2 separate regions of the Homo sapiens genome follow, and region 2 is linked to region 1. A link is a loop called in an ENCODE intact Hi-C map of the cell type or tissue named here. Cell type or tissue: A673. All regions are shown on one strand. Links, peaks and the distances in the headings refer to the core of each region. The heading gives the core; the rest is flanking DNA.

What was found. Peaks named below come from ENCODE experiments on the same cell type or tissue, not always from the same donor. Only the 100,000 strongest peaks of a DNase experiment are listed, where the experiment ranks them.
Region 2: it touches region 1 in a loop (5-fold over the local background); 3 of 110 quality-filtered maps call a loop at or near these places.

Annotation. Positions count from the first base shown.
Region 1 is chrX:137,558,920-137,568,124 of GRCh38, forward strand. ZIC3 (Zic family zinc finger 3) reads left to right here and starts at 7,208. Exons shown (of 3, transcript NM_003413.4): 1 at 7,208-8,832. The coding sequence starts at 7,773. It overlaps LINC02931 (long intergenic non-protein coding RNA 2931), which reads right to left and starts at 5,565. Exons shown (of 3, transcript NR_186571.1): 1 at 5,412-5,565; 2 at 2,125-2,278. RefSeq lists an enhancer at 7,609-8,194. In A673, for the core only: no CTCF peak of the experiment used is centred there; DNase peaks (open chromatin) are centred at 7,132 and 7,532; H3K4me3 peaks cover 2,227 bases; H3K27ac peaks cover 2,151 bases.
Region 2 is chrX:137,424,249-137,433,453 of GRCh38, forward strand. No RefSeq gene overlaps it. Among named protein-coding and RNA genes, the nearest start is that of LINC02931, 140 kb to the right of the region's middle. RefSeq lists enhancers at 2,645-3,572, 3,573-4,499. In A673, for the core only: a CTCF peak has its summit at 5,210 (motif pointing left); no DNase peak of the experiment used is centred there; H3K4me3 peaks cover 309 bases; H3K27me3 peaks cover 314 bases.

The sequences.
Region 1 (9,205 bases), core at 6,135-8,634:
AATAAAGAATATTTTAGTATAAGTATCTCCCAGGCAATAACTGGGACATACTTAAACTAAGAAAAAATCGTTTATTTGAAATTCAAATGTAACTGAGCGTCCTGAGTTTTTGATGTGCTAAATTTGGCAACATTACTTGTGTGAGTGGCTATTTGGGTCTGAAAGAATTGTTTGCCAGTCTGGACCAGGTTCAAAAGGTGAAGTGTAATCTACCAAAGCTGAGTCTGAGGGGCAAGGGTTGAGGATTATGCAGCCTTATAGAGAAATTCCTGATAGGGCCGGAGTGGAAGGAAAGATGAAGGAGAGGGGAGACATACCTAAGGGGATGAGCTAAGGTAGTAGTTAGTAAGCTGGGTTGTTGGGAGCACCCTGGAATCTTTTTTTATTTTAGAGGGAGTCTTGCTCTGTCGCCCAGGCTGGAGTGTAGTGGCGCCATCTCAGCTCACTGCAACCTCCGCCTCCTGGGTTCAAGTGATTCTCCTGCCTCAGCCTCCTGATAGCTGGGATTACAGGTGCCTGCCACCACACCCAGCTAATTTTTGTATTTTGGTAGAGATGCGGTTTCACCATGTTGGCCAGGCTGGTCTTGAACTCCTGACCTCAAGTGATCCACTCACCTAGGCCTCCCAATGTGCTGGGATTACAGGCGTGAGCCACCATGCCTGGCCCACCCTGGAATCTTTATAATAACATATCTTTATAGTTTAAAGGGGAAGAGTGCAGAGAAGGAGCATAAATGTTTTGCCCAAGTCTACCAGCTGATGGCATTTGTCCTGGGAAGAAAGGGAGGGTAGCGTTTCTGGGCAAGAAGAGGAGCTGGGTGAACGCTAGGCCCTCACTGAGGAGGGGCAGTTGAGTTGGGAGGGAGTCCATCTCTCTGTCCCTCCAACCCCCTCAGGCCTAGGGAATTGGGGTCACTTCCCTCAGGCTTCCTGGCCTCACATGCCTGGCTTGGTTTGGAGCTGTCGTTGCCCCTGAGGGCTCAGTCACGCAGAAAGGGTCAATAAACTGTGTATCTCTAGCCAAAGAAGAAAGACAATAAAACCACCCTCAGGGTCAGAGGTCACCTAGTCACTGATTGAGATATTCACAACTCTTTTTCCTCTCTTCTCATCCCTTCTTTCTCCTGAGACTCCTCCTCCCTTGACTACTTTTTCCCTTTCTCCAAAGCCAAAAGTATCCCCAAAAATAACTGAGATGTGGGGCTGGGGGAAAAAAAATCAAGCCATATGCAAAATGAAGCTGGAAATCTAGGAGGGTGATGGTGGATAAAATCTACTGGTCAAGAATACCTAGCCTCTGCTGACACTACAGTCCAACCCCTAGTCCAGGGGTCGGCAAACTTTTTCTGTAAAGGGCCAGATATAAAATATTATTTTAGGGTTTTCAAACCACATTCAGTATCTGTAGCATAAATTCCCCCCCTTTTTTGTCCTTCTTTTTCTACTTCTGCTCTCTAACCCTTTAAAGATGTTTTAAAAATAAAATAAAATAAAACCATTCTTGGCTCCTGGGGCCATACAAATACAACAGGCTATGGGCCAGATTTGGCCTCCAGTTTGCAGACCATAGTCTGCCATTCACGTCCAAACCAGCAGTTAGTCTAATTCACTCCCACTCTATCTTGTTGGTGGGGAAAGAAAAAAGGGAGGAAAGGGAGGCCCTATGCTTTGTTTTAATGTCAAAGCCCTTTCCTCCCACCCCCTCACTAGGAAATAACTAGATGAATAACCACAAACCAAGTGCAAATTGCAACAGGCAATTTGATTTTACAAAATGCAATTCCTAAACTACACAAAGTTCCTTGGGAGTGGAGACAGCATTTTTCCTAGGGATCAGGAATTCTCCCTCTCAGCTTGGGCAAAAGAAAGGCGGCCTCTGCCCCTCAGCGAGGAAGGGAGAAAGAAGATGAAATGGTGGAATAGGCCTGGACTAAGGAAATGTAACTTGGGGACAAAGGGTTGGTGGGGGCTCCAGATCTAGGCACTAAGGATGAGAGTTGCTGCCAGAAGCCATAATGTGGCCCAGAGATATCTTTCCCATCACGTTGGGAGGATTCTTTCTCAAAGCAAAGAAATGAATGAACAAATATCTCAGAATAGTCTAAGGCTTCTCTCCACTTGCCTTGAAGCTAATTTACATTTTAGAACTAGTACAGCATTTAGCAGCTACAAGGAACTTGGGGTCCTGGGTAAATGTGTGCTCCAAAATGTCAGGCAAACTTGGCTCTCCAAATTGATTCTCCTTCCCCCATCTCTTCAGGTGTCTGGGGAAGGACCTGTAAACATAAATCAAATGTGTCACTGTGTATCTCAGCCTCTGCCTGCATCCCCCTCTTCTCTTGCCTGGGCACTCCCCACCTACAAGGTGTTCTGATCTAGAAGGAAGGAAGAAGTCCTCTTTCAATGTGTCTTGCTCTCCTGGCACCTGGAGCCACTGCTAGTGCAGCTGGGGGCTAACACCTAGTCACCCCCAGAGCGGTAAAGGTATTCCATGGCAGCAGAACCTAGCAGGCCACAGCTCGTCATAAGCCTTTCACTCAGATTTGCCTGAGGACCACTGCCTACCACTTGGGTGGGGTGGTTCACTGCATTTTCTATATTTCAGGGACTCCCTTTATAATTCCAAACTGGATTCTGATAGTTCTAGTTCAAGTCCCTGCCTGCCTCCTTCAAGTTCAGCCCTATTTACTTCAGCCTATGTCTCTGAAGTTCAAGTATATATATCTGTCTGCACAGCCCTGATTGACAAGTACAATGAAAATGTCTCATTCCTGTCTGGTTTGCATTTCATTACATTGGGTAACAATATGCCTTGTATTTCAGAGGACAAAGGCAAAAAAAAAAGGGGGGGGGTTAATTAACAATATCTGTTTATTCTCGATTGAATTTTAAAGGTATTTAGGGCTTATAAAATATGTGTCAAATGATAGGACCATAGTGAAAATTCTGATGTGGCCAATAAAATCTGGAGCTGTGTGATTTTACGCTCACCAACCTGCAGACACACTTGGTTGGCAAGTGTGTCAGCATGTCCTGGAGATCGATAGTTCAGCTTGGCCCCTGATGCCAATTAAGTGCTTTATCTTAGCATAAAAATAAAGAGAAGTTAAAAATGCATTCTTTTCCCAGCTTTCTTCCCCCTTCATTTTTTATTGCCACTTGCAGTTTTTCTTTTAAAAAGATCTGGGACTCTGAAGAGAGGGTGGGGATTTATGTAAAGAAAGTGTCATTTACCAGGAAAAAAGGCGAATAATGGTGAGTTTCAAGGACATGTTGCAATGAGAAACACTTTGTGCTCCACTAGGGAGAGACAGGGGCACCAAATTCAGCGTCCTGGAATAATTCCCTTCCTGGATTCAAAGATTCATTTATTGAAATAAATCAGGAAGCCTTGGCAGAACGGAAATCCGCTTGCTGGGTTTAAAGGGCCTTTAAAATGTTGCGAGTGTTAGATTGCAAGTCTTTTCTAAATACAAAACAGAAGAAAAGACCGCAGCGTTTCCCTTGAACTTAAAGAAAATTACTAGGTCACCGAATCAGGATAATTTCATGTCCACCACATAAAATGTGTTTAGAAAGAAATGCTGCATGATAACACAATGTGCTGTGTATGTTCTGTTTTTCGGAGGTTCGACGGAAGAGAAAAGTGCTGTGGAGTTGGGCTCTGGGTTGTAGGAAGAACCCGGTCCTACCCTACTGCCCCTCAGGACGTTCTGTTTCCCTACTGCTTCTTCAAGATGGATTCTAAAAATCGGGCTCAAAAGCTTTGCTGGTTTAGAAGTGATCAGTTTTTCTGATTTTATTTACTGCTTTAGATTTGGGCATAAAAATAAATCTTTTTCCTATTTACCGTTTGAACTCAGTGTGAGGGAAAGGATCCCATTATATTTCCTATCCATACAAACATGTGGATATTTAGACCCGACCACATACAACTTGGGGACACATAAAAGAGATTTATTGGTTAATTTACGTTGCCTACTACACATGTAAACCCTAGTAAGCCAAAGCTGCTGAGGGAGCCTCAGCTATAGAACCACGACCCCTGGGTTCGAGTTGTCCTCCCTGACTAGAGCTGTGACTCCTGTCTCCACCTGAAAAACGAAAACACGAGAGTTGTCTCCATCCCCTCACCTCTGCCTGTGTGTAGGAAAAACTTTTCTCCTCTTAGCTTTCCCTCTTCTGCCACCACTCTGTTCTCAGACTCAGCTCCCCAAAGCGCCCTGTTCCCCGAAGTTGTTCCCAGAGTCTCCTCTTGAAAATCAAGTTTGGGGAGGAGAGAAGCTCTAAGTCATAAGAAAAACTTCGCGATTTTTCCCCCCCAACAGCAGTGATTTGCTTTGTTGGGGGTGGGGACTTTGTTTTCATGTGCAGTAACTAGCTTTATCTGGAGGGATTTTGCTTTCTACCCTCTTTTAAGGGTCAGGGGTCCCCCTCCCCAAATAAGGAAACTCCCACTCAAACCAACTGAAACCGACTTAGAAATGGCCTGCCTCTGACCTGCTGTTCACAAAGCCCCCAGCCTCGTCCTTTTGCGCGCATCTGGGACCCCTGCGTCCCACAGAACAACGACACCCCCTCAGAACCGCACTCTCAGGATGGGCCCGGCTGTCCCGTGAAGGGCTCCATTGCCCGGGATTTTGGCCTGGCTGAATCGCCTCAGGTCTGCCCCCTTAACAAGCATCCACCCCCCCGGCCCCCACCTCCCCACTTCTCGGTTGATGATCTAATTGAATTATGCCTTTTTGTTCCAGGGACTACAGAGCACGTGCTGGAGGCAATTAATTATCGGAATGTGGCCGTATCAAAACGGACACTGGGCACCGGGTAGGTCAGCGGCGGCAACTTCCCCCTGCCTTGAGCTCAAGACCCCTTCCCAAATAGGGGCATGATGAGCTCCCTCGGCTGCCCCCCTTCTGAGCCCTTCACCCAGTTGCAATCGCGCAAGGCCCTCGATTCTCGGGGTACCTGGCGGGACTCCCCGGAAACTCTCGCATCAGCGCTGGCCCGGCCAGAGCTCGACAGCCGCCCCTTCCCGGTCCCCTAGTCTCGAGAACCGCTGTCCGCGGGACCAGCTCAGTGAGGAAATCCAAACTTTTTCAAACCAACTACTTAGCCAAGGGCGGTTGGGGTTGGTGGGAGGTGAAGAGAGGTAGAGGGAAGAGAGGAAATAAAGGAGAAAGTGAAAAGAAAGGTGGGGCGGGGGGGGGGGGGGGAAGAAAGGCAATCCTCCTTTTTTGTAAACCTGACTCCAGGGGATTCATTTGCATGATTTAAGCATATTTGTTCTCTGAACACACCAGCGCCCCCCTACCCCCCCAAAGAAACCCTCTGCTGAGAGGCACTGAAACCATTCTTGGAGAGCCTATGTTCGGCAGACGCAATAATTTAAGTCAGCAGTGAACTCACCTTCCAACCTGGGGAGAGAGCTCTGGATGTGGAGAGAGAATTGGGGCGAGTTTGATGGGAGGGGGTGAATACGGTAAGATGTGCTACCGGTAGGGTGTTCTCCCAGCAAACTGGCTAAGAAAGAAGGTGAAGTGTTGGCTGGGCCAGGCAGACTGGGGAGCAGGAAGTGAAAGGCTGCAGTTATAAAGCGCTGCTTAAGGCGGTCTCTCCTGGCGCCTCTGAACTTGATCAGATGTTCTATTTCCTACAGAGAGATGGCGGCCAGGCTGTGAGGCTGCCTCAAGGCGCAGACTTTGGGGCTTGGCCCAGCTAGGGATGTGACAATCACAGCCATCTTTCTCTCTGCCTTTTCTTTCCACTCTCTTCTGCATTCTTTGCAAATGCCTTGCAGGACACAAAAATGAGTGAATTTATAGCCTTGTCTGAACCTGGTCATTATGTCAGAAAGACCTTGCAACAGACAGAAGGCGAGAGGACTTTCACACACACCCCTGGAAGTAAATCCTTAAGGGGTAAGCAGTCCCTGAGGTCACTACATGCTTTACCTTCTCCGGGTAGGAGTAGAAGAGAGTAAAGCCTTGGCTGTTCAGAGGAAAGAAAATTCCATGTCACAGTCCCCATTCAGCATCAGCAACCCCCAACACGACTTTTGCATTTGAAAATGTTGAGAATTCAAAGCTGATTAGCCTAGTGATTTGGAAACCACCCTGATACTGTGTGTGTCTAGTGTGTTTATTATGTGTTTAGTGTGTTGTGTGCATGTTTTGCGTACACTGGCTAAAAGTGTTCTTTGCATGTTTTGTATTTGTGGGTATGCTCGCTGTTATGTGTATTTGCTCTGTTGTGTTTAGTTGTGTTTCTGTGTTTGCTGTGTTGTGCGTAGTTTATGTTACTGTGTTGTATGTGCTTACTTTGTTGTGTTGTGTGCGTATTTCATATGTCGTGTTTGTTTCCTGTGGTGCGCTTGTGTTTACTGTGTTGTGTGCTTGTTTCCTACTGTGTGCTTGGGTTTACTGCGTTGTATATGTTTGCTGTGTCGTGCCCGGTGTGTAATTCGGGAAGTGGGCAGCGGCGAGTACGGCCGCTGCTCACAAACTAAAGGGTCAACGCTTGGCGCAGACGGAAGTAACGGAGATCAGCTCTAATTGTAATCGTTTCTTCTCCTTTGGGTCTCGGACAGCTGCCGACAGGTTGGGGGCACAAACGGCGAACTATCCCGGCCTGGGTCCCGGCCTCGAGGCCATCAGAACTCGCAGTGATTGGAGGTGGACGCAGCGGCTGGACCGGGAGCGCGAAACTGCTGCGCTCTCCCCAGGATCTGCGCCCTGCAGCTACAGAGGGGACATGTTCTCAAGGTGGTGAGGCAGCGGGGGCCCAAGCAGGACTGGACGTTGAGCGCCGCGTCTCCTCCATCGGCGCAGCAGTGGGACCGATCCTCGCGGGGCAAAGAGCCCGCGAGGGGTGGGGGAAAGCCCGCGAGAGTCCCGGCGGCGTCCCGCCGTTTGCCGGCTGGAGCCTGGCCCCAGTTCCCCGCAGCCACTCAAGCCCGGTGGAGCCCACTCGCGGCCGCCCGGCAGCCGCCGCCTCACCTGCCAGGCACCCGGCGGCTGCCCAATCAGCGGGGGTCGCTCGGCCGCGGCTGCCATGTTCTCCGCTCCGCGCTGCCAATCAGCCTCGCGGCGGCCAATGGGCAGTCCGGCCGGAGGTCAGGTGACCGCGGGCCAGCTGGCTCCCCATTGGCGCGCGCCTCGCGGCCTCCCGCTCGGTTTATGTGCGAGGAGTGAGTGATTGACTTTATCAGTCCAAGGACATTACTCTGGAGGCGAAGAGGCTGGGACTCGCGCGGCGAGCGGCAAGCGGCGAGTAACGAGCCTGCCTACTGCCCGCTGCCCGCCTGCCCGGCCGCTAGCCGGCTCCGCCACTTGGCGCAGCCCAGCCCGGAGGCCGGTACCCAGGGAGCCTCCTGGCCCCGCGGTTCTGTGCACTCGGGGAGAGGAGGGGTGCCCGGGACAGGATTGGCAAACTCCGCCCTCCACTTACTATTTTGCTTATTTTTCTTTGTGCGCGCCTGTTAGTTTGTTAAACCAGATCTAGTCCGAGTCTTTTCTCCTCCCTTCTCCTCCCTCCTCCTCCCCCCGCCAACACCCCCTCCCTGCTCTTTCTTCCCCTCCTCCCTCCTATCCCTCTGCAGGAGACTCTTGCAGTGACGGAAAGTTGCAGCCCCTGGTAGCGCCTTGGGGGTCTCCCCGCAGTGTCCAACCGCCGCCACCCCTTTCCGACTACGGCACTTCGGAGATCTCCTCCTTCGCCGGTACCCTCTCTCACTTCGGCCGGATCGCCTGTGCCCAGAACGTCCCACCCATGACGATGCTCCTGGACGGAGGCCCGCAGTTCCCTGGGCTGGGAGTGGGCAGCTTCGGCGCGCCGCGCCACCACGAGATGCCCAACCGTGAGCCGGCAGGCATGGGGCTGAATCCCTTCGGGGACTCAACCCACGCCGCCGCCGCCGCCGCCGCCGCCGCTGCCTTCAAGCTGAGCCCTGCCGCGGCGCACGATCTATCTTCAGGCCAGAGCTCGGCTTTCACGCCGCAGGGTTCGGGCTACGCCAACGCCCTGGGCCACCATCACCACCACCATCACCATCATCACCACACCAGCCAGGTGCCCAGCTACGGTGGCGCTGCCTCTGCCGCCTTCAACTCAACGCGCGAGTTTCTGTTCCGCCAGCGCAGCTCCGGGCTCAGTGAGGCGGCCTCGGGTGGCGGGCAGCACGGGCTCTTCGCCGGCTCGGCGAGCAGCCTGCATGCTCCAGCTGGCATCCCCGAGCCCCCTAGCTACTTGCTGTTTCCCGGGCTGCATGAGCAGGGCGCTGGGCACCCGTCGCCCACAGGGCACGTGGACAACAACCAGGTCCACCTGGGGCTGCGTGGGGAGCTGTTCGGCCGTGCTGACCCATACCGCCCAGTGGCCAGCCCGCGCACGGACCCCTACGCGGCCGGCGCTCAGTTTCCTAACTACAGCCCCATGAACATGAACATGGGAGTGAACGTGGCGGCCCACCACGGGCCCGGCGCCTTCTTCCGTTATATGCGGCAGCCTATCAAGCAGGAGCTGTCGTGCAAGTGGATCGACGAGGCTCAGCTGAGCCGGCCCAAGAAGAGCTGCGACCGGACCTTCAGCACCATGCATGAGCTGGTGACACATGTCACCATGGAGCATGTGGGGGGCCCGGAGCAGAACAACCACGTCTGCTACTGGGAGGAGTGCCCCCGGGAGGGCAAGTCTTTCAAGGCGAAGTACAAACTGGTCAACCACATCCGAGTGCACACGGGCGAGAAGCCCTTCCCATGCCCCTTCCCGGGCTGCGGGAAGATCTTTGCCCGTTCTGAGAACCTCAAGATCCACAAGAGGACCCACACAGGTAAGGGAAAAAAGCAGGCGGGCGTGGGTTCCACTGGCGATACCCCGTCACGCAGCGGACTTAGAGCGCGAGGGAGAGAGGTGGCGGCCAGGGAAAGGGGCGACGCCCCGCAACGGCCGCTCGAAAAAGAAGCGCTGTCAGTGACCATCCACCCCTAGCCCTCCCCGTCCCGTGGCGCCTTTGCCGAGTTCTAACTTCCCGGGCAGACTGCTCTGCGGTCTCAGGAACTAATTGGGACCTTCTCGCGCCCAGGAACAAACTGGCGCCGCCTCTTTTTGTCTCCCTTTCTGGGTTACCGTGAAGGGACTCCGAATGTGTTGAGAGCATATTGCTTACAAGCGACTTAGCTCTCGGCACACATTCGTGGAAGGCA
Region 2 (9,205 bases), core at 3,901-6,400, 140 kb before region 1:
AGTTGTCTTGTTTATCTCTCCCTGTGTTATGGTGATAACCCAAGCATTCTAAAATCCCATCTGCAAAACCAGGTGGGAAACTAACACACCATTACTACATTCCTCTAGAGCCCATTTTAAAGAAGACTTTCACAGAAATAGATAAATCCTTTCTCCCTTCCAAGGCCAACATAACTCAGGGCAGCGAGTTCAGACAAAAATTTCATTTATGGTTGGGTTGCCTAATCCCATCCCCTCTCCTAAAGGCCAGTATACCTCTTGAGTTGTTTGATGTTTTGAGAGAGGTCCCTAAGTTGAGAGACAGATATCAATTGTTTTATATACACATAACACACACTGAGTCAGAGAAGTAGAAAGAAGTAACTCAGTGGGCCAGTGCTAAAATCTTTGCGAAGGAGATACAGGCACCCGCGAACGCGCGCGGGCGCGCACACACACACAAACACACACACAAATACGCACACGCACAGCCAATCTATATGGCCTAGTGCCTTCCCTCAGGCTGTCTTTTTCTACTCTCTTTTTGCCTGGATCCACGTGTTGGGGGAGGGGACCAGAGACAAAGTTCCGCAGTGCTTTCCTCCCCCTGCAACTCAAGCGAGGAGGTCGGGACTTCTCCTCCCCTCCCCCTCCCAGGAATGGCCCTAAGCATATCTCCTCCAGCTAAATCCTCCTTCCTCACCCAAGTCTGATTGATGCTAACTAATGTCGAGTTAGTTCCTTTAAAGAAGTTATCTTGCTACCAAGTGTGAGCCAGTCCATACCGGAGGTGGAGGACGGGGGGCGGGGGCCCGGGGGCGGGGGGCGGGGAGAGGGGGACGAGGACGGAAGGTGAGGAAATGGAGCTGGGAGTGGCACCTCACACCAAACAAAAACGACGATCGTTACATTGTATTTAATTTCTAATTAATCCTCAAGAGAAATATAGCCGTTTTCCTTACCAATGGATCCCTGTTCTTACTGTGGGTATCTCGCGCGCGCGAACGGTCCCCACCTTCCCGGAGCCTCGCAGCTCTAAGGAGAGCAAGGAGTCCCCAGATAACTATTTAGTATAAACAAACCGTGTGGCTTTAATGGAATTACCTCAGCCTGCTAGTAAATAATTTATAGTAGGCAGTAAATAAAATATGGTTTTACGTCTTTAAAAGAGTTGTCAAGTGGAAAACACCCACCAGAGGGACATAAACCCCGAAGACTGCCACGCTTAAAGACGCCGGTTGGGATGACAGCCGGGTGGAAAGACATGATTTTCTACCCCGAAGGAAGACGCGGGTGCTGCCAGAGCCAGAGCGGGCAGCTCTCAAAGAAGGTTCCCGCATGGAGAAGGAGCAGAGACAGCCTGTCTTTGTCACTTAGCAGAGGGGCAACGGATTAAAACGCAAAGGGAGGAGGTGCACTCTCATAATGGTACCTTCTACTTAAAAGCCTAGACGCTCTCAAATTCGTTATCACACTTAATCCTCGCCACCAGTCTTCCAGAAAGACCAGGCCGGAGCCGTGTTTCCCATTTTGCCGATGAATAAAAATAAGGCTCAGAGGCTAAGGGACAGTGGCTGTGTATGCTTGCTGGGCACTAAATGGGACGCGGGAATCTAGGTTTTTGCAGCTCTGGCCCGCGCAGTTCTTCACCCAGTGCCCCCAGGAGTAGCTCGCCTCTGACACACACACACACACACACACACACACACACACACACACACGCAGTCCAGCCCAGCACACTTGCCCAGTTTTACAACACTCCGGCATGTCTTCTTTTTTCGGTGACCTGAGAACCCTCTAATTAAATTTTCTGCCCCCCTCTTCCACGAATCACGCCCCTGGAAGGCTCATCCCCAATTCAGAGAGGAAGAAAGATTTATGAGCCTCTCCTCAAGGTTTCCCCCAAGACAACCTTGACCATGAAACTAGAATCTTGAACACTTGACCTAAATTTCCAAGGGCATCTGTTTCCGTCTGTAATTGTCACCAGGCTTCATTTGAAATTCGATCCTGTGTCACTAATGGTATTAACAGGAGCTGAGGTCCAACCTTCCAACGGGAGACTGTTGCATATGATTTTACATCCAAACGAAAGTAAATCAGTTTCTATAAACCTGCAGCAACCCCCTCCCTGAGTACAATAAAACTGTTGTCGCAATCAATAAATCTCTGGTTTGGGGCAATGAAAATTAGATAACTGTTCTCTCTCTCTTTCTGTCTCTTCTCCCCACCCCCCCACCCCCATTAAGACAAAGCCACTATTCAAAGAACGGGGCGTCTTGTTAACCATTTCTGAAGTCCCTCGCTGTACCCGGCGCCTTTCAGACACGCACCTCTCAGTCATAGGAGAAAACCAGACGTTTAATTACGGTGACTTTTGTTCGATCATTACGGATAATAAAGACAACCTTTTCGCTAGATAACAATTATAACGCAAGCTGCTCCAACACCTGCACGGATCGCATTTGTCTCCAGCGTGTTTTTTTTTGTTTGTTTTTTGTTTTTTTTTTTTTTACTTCTCTAAACTGCCTTTGAATTTCCCCTTCTCTTCTGACCAGAAAATTTAATATGTTGCAAGAGATAGATTTCACGAAAACGCGTTGTCCCTTCTGTAGCTACATCTGCTCCGACCTATTAAGAAAAGTAAGACATTTTGATACTAATTGCAAATAAATTGTGATGTGTTCACCGAGTAATTGATTTAATGAAGTTCATATGAAACTCCTGAGATTGGCCAAGTGAAAGGCCCCCTGGTGCTTCTATTGTGGAGGGAAAGGAAGGTTGGTTTTTCGTTTTCTTTCTTTAAAAAAAAAAAAATAGAGGTGGCTTGGAGGGAGGAAGGGGATGGGGGAGGGGGTGGGCACAGATGTTACCTCCACAGAGGCAGCTCCGTGGCGGGAACGAGCAGCCAGATAGTCCCTCCCTCCCGTCGGCGTCGGCCGCTAGCCGCCAGCCCGGCTAAACGAGGCGCAGGCTGCCGCTCCCAGCCTCGGGCCCCGGCAGTCGGTTGAGCGCAATTCAGGGGCAAACGTGGGCCAAGGAGAGGGTCAGTGCGCGGGCCGCCCGCGTCCTCCGAGTTGCCAAAGTTGCACAGGGCGCTGCCTCCGGATCCTGTTCCCTCGCTTCCTGAAGTGCTCGACGATGGCCTCTAAACCTCTTTATCCGGCTAGAGGCCCAGAGGCTAGGAGGGGCCCCCAGGCGGCTCTCCCCTGAGTCCCGGCGCCCAGGTCCCAGTTGAGGCCAGGGGAGAGGGCTGCGGTAGCTAGCACTACGCCACTCCGCGTGCGGGCCAGGGTCTCCAAGGTTCGGGTCCCGAGCTCACCCCACAAGCAAGAATATACGGACAATAAAGCCGCCTTCGGCCTCACGGGGGTTTTCCTTTTCAACCTTTCTGGCCAGCCACGTCGGCGAGTTAAAGGGCCGGGCGTGCATGAAGGGTACAGAGAGGGAATAAGACTTTTCTGAACACCTACTGTGTGCCAGACCCAGTGCTTCACAACAGTTCCCTTTCTCCAAGCAACGGTGGGAGGTATTATTGCTCCCTCTTAACAGATGTGGAAACTGAGATCGGACCCTTGACAGCAACGTGCCAACAATGCCCTGGCTACCCTGGGCCATCAACAAGCACGGCTCGTCGGAAAGGAGAAGGCAGATTCCCGCAAAACTGTCCCCAGTTTGCCCCAAAGCCCTCCAAATATTCCCCCCGGAGCATAGGGATACAAGGCAGAAACTGCCGCCGGGCCCCGCCCATATCTCCTAGTTGGCGGAGCACAGTCTCCTGCTCGAGTTTGAAATTTTTGTTTCGTTTTGTTTTAAAGAAAGAAGACCTCTTTTGAATAATCAGAGCCCTAGCTGAGCTAGCGAGTGGCTCCAAGCTCCTCGGAGTTGCCCTGCAGATGAACTTTCCCTGAGTTCTTCCTCCCGGGTCGCGGGTCCCCCTAATCTGGGTCCCAAAGTGCCCGCAGGAGACAGCGGTGCAAGGGTGGTCATGCTGACTCGGGTGTCGGGCGCCGCCAGAACCCACAAGCCAGAGTGCGTGGGAGACGGGGGCCGGAGGGATGCCCCCTCCACCCTCTCAGCCCACTTCTGGGAGGCCGCACCCGCTCTGCGCCTTGAAGAGACCGCCCGCAGCGCGAAGGCGGGTCCTCACCCGAGGATGTGGCGAAACGCTTAACACCCAGGCAAATGCAAATGGTCAACGCTGGGGTCTGACCGAGGCCAAATTATCTCCCCAAGAGGCAAAAGCAGGCGCGAATGAAGGCGAAGAGACCAGCCCCTCGCTTTCCGTTTCGACATTTGCAACTGTACAGCGCTCCACCCCCAGCCCGGGGGGAGGGGGGCTGGGAAGCCAGCAGGGCCTGCCTGGGCCGGGCCGCCAGAATGCCACCTTGTTCTGGGTGGAAACTGGACACTAAGTGCCCAGCCTGCTTCTTCCAGGGAGCTCCGACACCACGCTCTATCAGAACGTGTCCGGCGCTGGCCCACCCTTGCCGCTGCTCATGGCCCGCCGTATTCGTTGTTCGGCCCGAAGAACTTCCCCTTTTGCTTTGATGCGGGCTTTTCCTATGTTTTTCGGGACCCAGAACGAGGAAGGGCTAGGCCATCTCGCCCTAGCACGGGGGAACCCAGCTAGATGTCCTTGACCCCAGGGTTAGCGTTTCTGGGACCCAAGAGAGGTCTCATGGATGTCTGGGCCCCTTCCCTCACCTCTGGGTCCTGGAGTAGGTGAACTGGAAGCAACTCTCTCCCGCTCCATGTGACAAGTACACTTTCTTGGGTCGCAAGTCCGAGCCCTCCCCTCCTGTTCATCACAAACGGCGGCCGCAAGGGCCCGGGGCGTCGAGGAAGGGGTGGGCTACAGCGCCGCGGGCTAGGGAGGCCACGGGGCATGGGCCACAAGGATCTTCGGGATTGTTGAGGGAGGCGCCCGTTGGGAGAGAAAAGTTAGAATCTGAGCTTGGCCAGCCGGGATTGTTTCGGGATGACCTTTTCTTCCCAATAAGTGGGCACCAGCTGCTGATAAAGGCGGGAGAGGGACACTCAGCCTTTGTGAACACTTTCCACATTCCTGGGGCCAGGAGATTGACAGGGGCCTTAGAGGGTATGGAGCTCGCGGCATCCCGCTTAGTTTGAAGTTGCAGCCTTCGCACCCCAAGACTTCCCCCTTCCCCAGGGATCAGCTGCAACCCCAATCCAGGCGGCCCGCTCCCCCTGCCGCAGCGCCCCCTACGGTCTGGAGGTGGGCCCTGAAAGGTTCCGACGGGCGCGGGGAGCCCAGGGGTGGGGGCCGGGGAGGCCGAGGGAAGCTGGTGTGCTCCGGTCCCCGTCTGAGAAGCGGTCACCCGCTGGGGCTTGGCTTCTGAAAGTGCGATTTAGGTAGCTGGGAGTGGAGATTTACGATCCTGGAGGACAGAGCGTGAAAGGGTTATCATCATCAGTTTTGACTGAAAGAAAGAAAACATATCTTTAACAAAAAGAAGGGCTCTTGCCATTCACCCGCGTTGTTAGGACAACGTGAACTATCCTTGAAATGATTAGTTCCACTTCAAAGGAATTTACATTCAACAGTGAAAACTCAGCCTCTTTTTATTTATTCGAAAAGACTTTTCACTACGGAGAAAAGTCTTTCCTGCTATTTATTTTTCCGCGTTCACGGTGCACTTGTATTAAATCAACAGAGACCGCGCAACGCACTCAGTATGCGGACCAGTCCAGGGTTCCGGGGACGCAGGGGTACAGGTAGAGCGGGGGAGGGGGTTGTTGGGGTTGGGGTTTGCACCACGCAGGCACCTGCCTGGCCCAGGGGATGGGGTGGGAAGCAGTGGATCAGGTCTGGGGCCGTGGGGGGAATGCAACCGAAGAAACCTCACCCAAGCCCAGCCCAAGTGCAGTAATCAGAGATTTTGAATGCTCGCGATTCTCATAGAGCCTGGCACTCTCTACGTCATTTGTGGAGAAAGTGGACCTGAAGTTCCCCAGCGACACCTTAGGAACATCTGTTAAAAACTGATCAGGTTGGCGTAACTTCGCTGGGCAAAATTAAAGCCTATCTCCACAAATTGAGAAGACAAATCCCACCTCTTAGTAGCTTGGGACGTTTGCTCACACACACTCTCTCAGGGCCCACACCTCCGCGCCCCACCCCCCACCCTCAGGTCGCCAATTGTCGCCAAATCCAGGAAACCTCTACCCAAAGGAACAACAGCACTAAGTTTACGAGCGGCGCGTCCTCCCGGGGCGGGGGAGGGGGCGGGGGAGGGGGTGGGGAGTTGGGGAATGCTACCCCTCTAACTGTCCCCGGAGTGCCTTGAGCTGTGGCTGGAATACTTCCCACCTCCTCCGGAAACGAGCAGCAGCAACCAACTCTCAGCTTCACCTCACACACCCACCCGCCCAACCCCATTCCCACCTCCCGCAGCAAAATCTTTTCTTCAACCCAGGGCTAAGTTTTTCTCACCAAGGACAATGATGTTAAGCTTTCCCTTGATGGTCTTTTCCAGCTTCTAATTAAATAGGAAAAAAAAATCTGGGTTGGACATTGGATTCAAGTTTTTCTACCATTCCTTAACATATCTGGATTTGTACCTGGCAACTGGCCCCATATCTTGAAATATTGTCAACATGAATCGTAACAGTTGTCCTTTCTAACACAGTTTTTGGACGGCTCCTCAGTAGGTTCAGAAGCAGTGACCACAGGCTGCTTGGCTGGGAGTTAAAGGTGGCCGCTGTTTGCCACCTGGTAACAAAGGTGTAAGTTGGAGCAGTGACTGGGGCAAGCCCTTATTCTCCTGTGTTTCAGGTTGAATAAGAACTCAGGTTTTGTTCACCATTCTGGAGCTACTCTCATGTTCCTTCTTCCTCCTGGATCTTCCTGGGCTTATTTCACCTTCTTGGTCTGAAGGTTTCCTTTGTTTCTTCTCTTGCTCAAACCTAATCCTGAGGCATCCCCTGCTCCCTCTCTATCTCTATCCCCTGCTCCCTCCCTATCATCTCCTGTTCCCTCTCTATCTCCCTCCCTATCTCTCTAAATCTCTCTGGGACATTTCCTGTCCTTCATGAGGAATCAAACTACAGTTACACTTGAGTCAGAATCCCAAGCAGGAATGTGGATTTGCCAACTCTCCCAGGTGGTTGAAGAGAATGTGCAGAGAATCATGAGATTCCAACCCCCATCCAGCCCCATTCCCAACTAGATCTATGCCTTAATTCTAACACTGAGCTCCTAGAGACTTTCAAATGGGTTGATGTTTGTTCCTTAGTGGTATCTACTTTTCTCTGCAGGTGGCAAACAAATTCCAGTGTCAGCACCAAGGTCTGTCTTTGTGGGGTTGTATGTAGCTTTAGAGGTGCCTCTCTTGATCTCAGGCAGTGAAGAAAGAAAAAAAAGAAAAAGAAGAAAGAAAAGAGAGAAAGGGGAAAGAAAAAGAAAGAAAGAAATAGAAAGACAGGAAGGAGGGAGGGAAGGAAGAAAGAAAGGAAGGAAGGGAGAAAGAAAGAAAGGAAAGAGAGAAACAAAGGAGGGAGGGAGGGAAGGAAGGAAGAACAAAGGAAGGAAGGAAGAGAAAGACAGCAAGAAAGAAGGAAGGAAGGAAAAGAAAGAAAGGAAGAGAAAAAGAGTGAGAAGGAAGGAAGGAAGGAAAGAAAGAAAGAAAGAGAAGAAGAAAGAAAGCAAGGAAGGAGGAAAGGAATAAAAAAAGGAAGGGAGGGAGAAAGCGAAAGAAAGGAAAGAAAGAGAGAGACGAGAGAAAGAAAGAAAGAAGGGAGGGAGGGAGAGAAGGAAGGAAAAGAAAGAAAGAAAGAGGAGGGAAGGAGGGAGGGAGGGAAGGAAGAGAAAGAAAGAAAGGAAAGAAAGAGAAAAAAGAAAGAGAAAGAAGAAAGAAAAAGAAAGAAAAAAGAGAAATAAAGAAAGGAAGGAAGGAAGGAAAGAAATAAGAGAAAGAAAGAAAGAGAGAGAGAATATGAGAAAGGGAGTGGGAAAGGAGAGGCCCTGATAGAAAGCAATGCTGGGAGAGTGCAGCCAGGCCTCCAGCTGAAAAGGCTTGAGAATGAGAGGCTTGCAGCTCCCAAGGCAGCTCTGGTGGGGGGAGGGTAGGAAGAGGCATGTGAGAAAAGTGACACATCCTAAAGCACACCCCAGGAGAGCTAGGGATCTAGGAAGCACTCAAAATGTATTTCCAATTACTTTTCATGCTCTCAGAAAAGGGGCTCCTTTTAAGTTCTATTTTAAAAGCTTGTTATTGTACTGAGTTATAGTCCACATTTTAAAGCACTGTTTATATGTTTTAACTTTTTATGTAGAGTGGGAGGATGGTAAATGTTAGAAATGTAGTTTTCTGAAAAAATATGTAGAAAATCAGAACTTGGAAACTTCTTTAATAATAGCTTCTTTCCTCATTATAAGGACTAATACAAAGTATCAAAGACATTGATTTGCCATAACATTTTAAGAGTCTTTATAAGAGATAAATAAATTCTTGTTCTTGCCTTGGTTCCATGTAAGGTATCTCTCAGGTAGCTGAGGCTCTAAATGTGCAAGTATGAGTTGTTTGGACATGACTGCAGAGCAGACATCCAGTCAGCAGAGGGCACACTCGTCACTCTCAAACCCTATTTCCAGATTTGGAGGTGACAATGGTAGGTACAGGCAAGAATGGTGGGCATAATCACATTGGAATAGGGCTCAAGTGGAGATCTAGAAAATGAGAATAGTCATTTTCTCTTGAAAGTAAACACAAAGACAGCTCACACACACTCTCAAGAGAGGACATATTGATATGTTTGACAACCATGGAGTCCCCCCAAAATAAAAGTGTCTCAGGACTGGAAAAAAGGGCCTTTAAAAATCTTGGTTTGGCTGACTGGCAAGATGGCCGAATAGGAGCAGCTCCGGTCTGCAGCTCCCAGGGAGATCAACACAGAAGGCAGGCGATTTCTGCATTTCCAACTAAGGTACCCAGCGCATCTTATTGGGACTGGTTAGACAGTGGGTGCAACCCATGGAGGGTGAGCCAAGACAGGATGGGGCATCACCTCACCCCGGAAGTGCAAAGGGTCTAGGAACTCCCTCCCCATAGTCAAGGGAAGCCATGAGGGACAGTGCCATGAGGAAGGGTGCATTCCGGTCCAGATACTATGCTTTTCCCACGGTCTTCAACATGCAGACCAGGAGATTCCCTTGGGTGCCTACACCACCAGTGCCCTGGGTTTCAAGCACAAAACTGGGCAG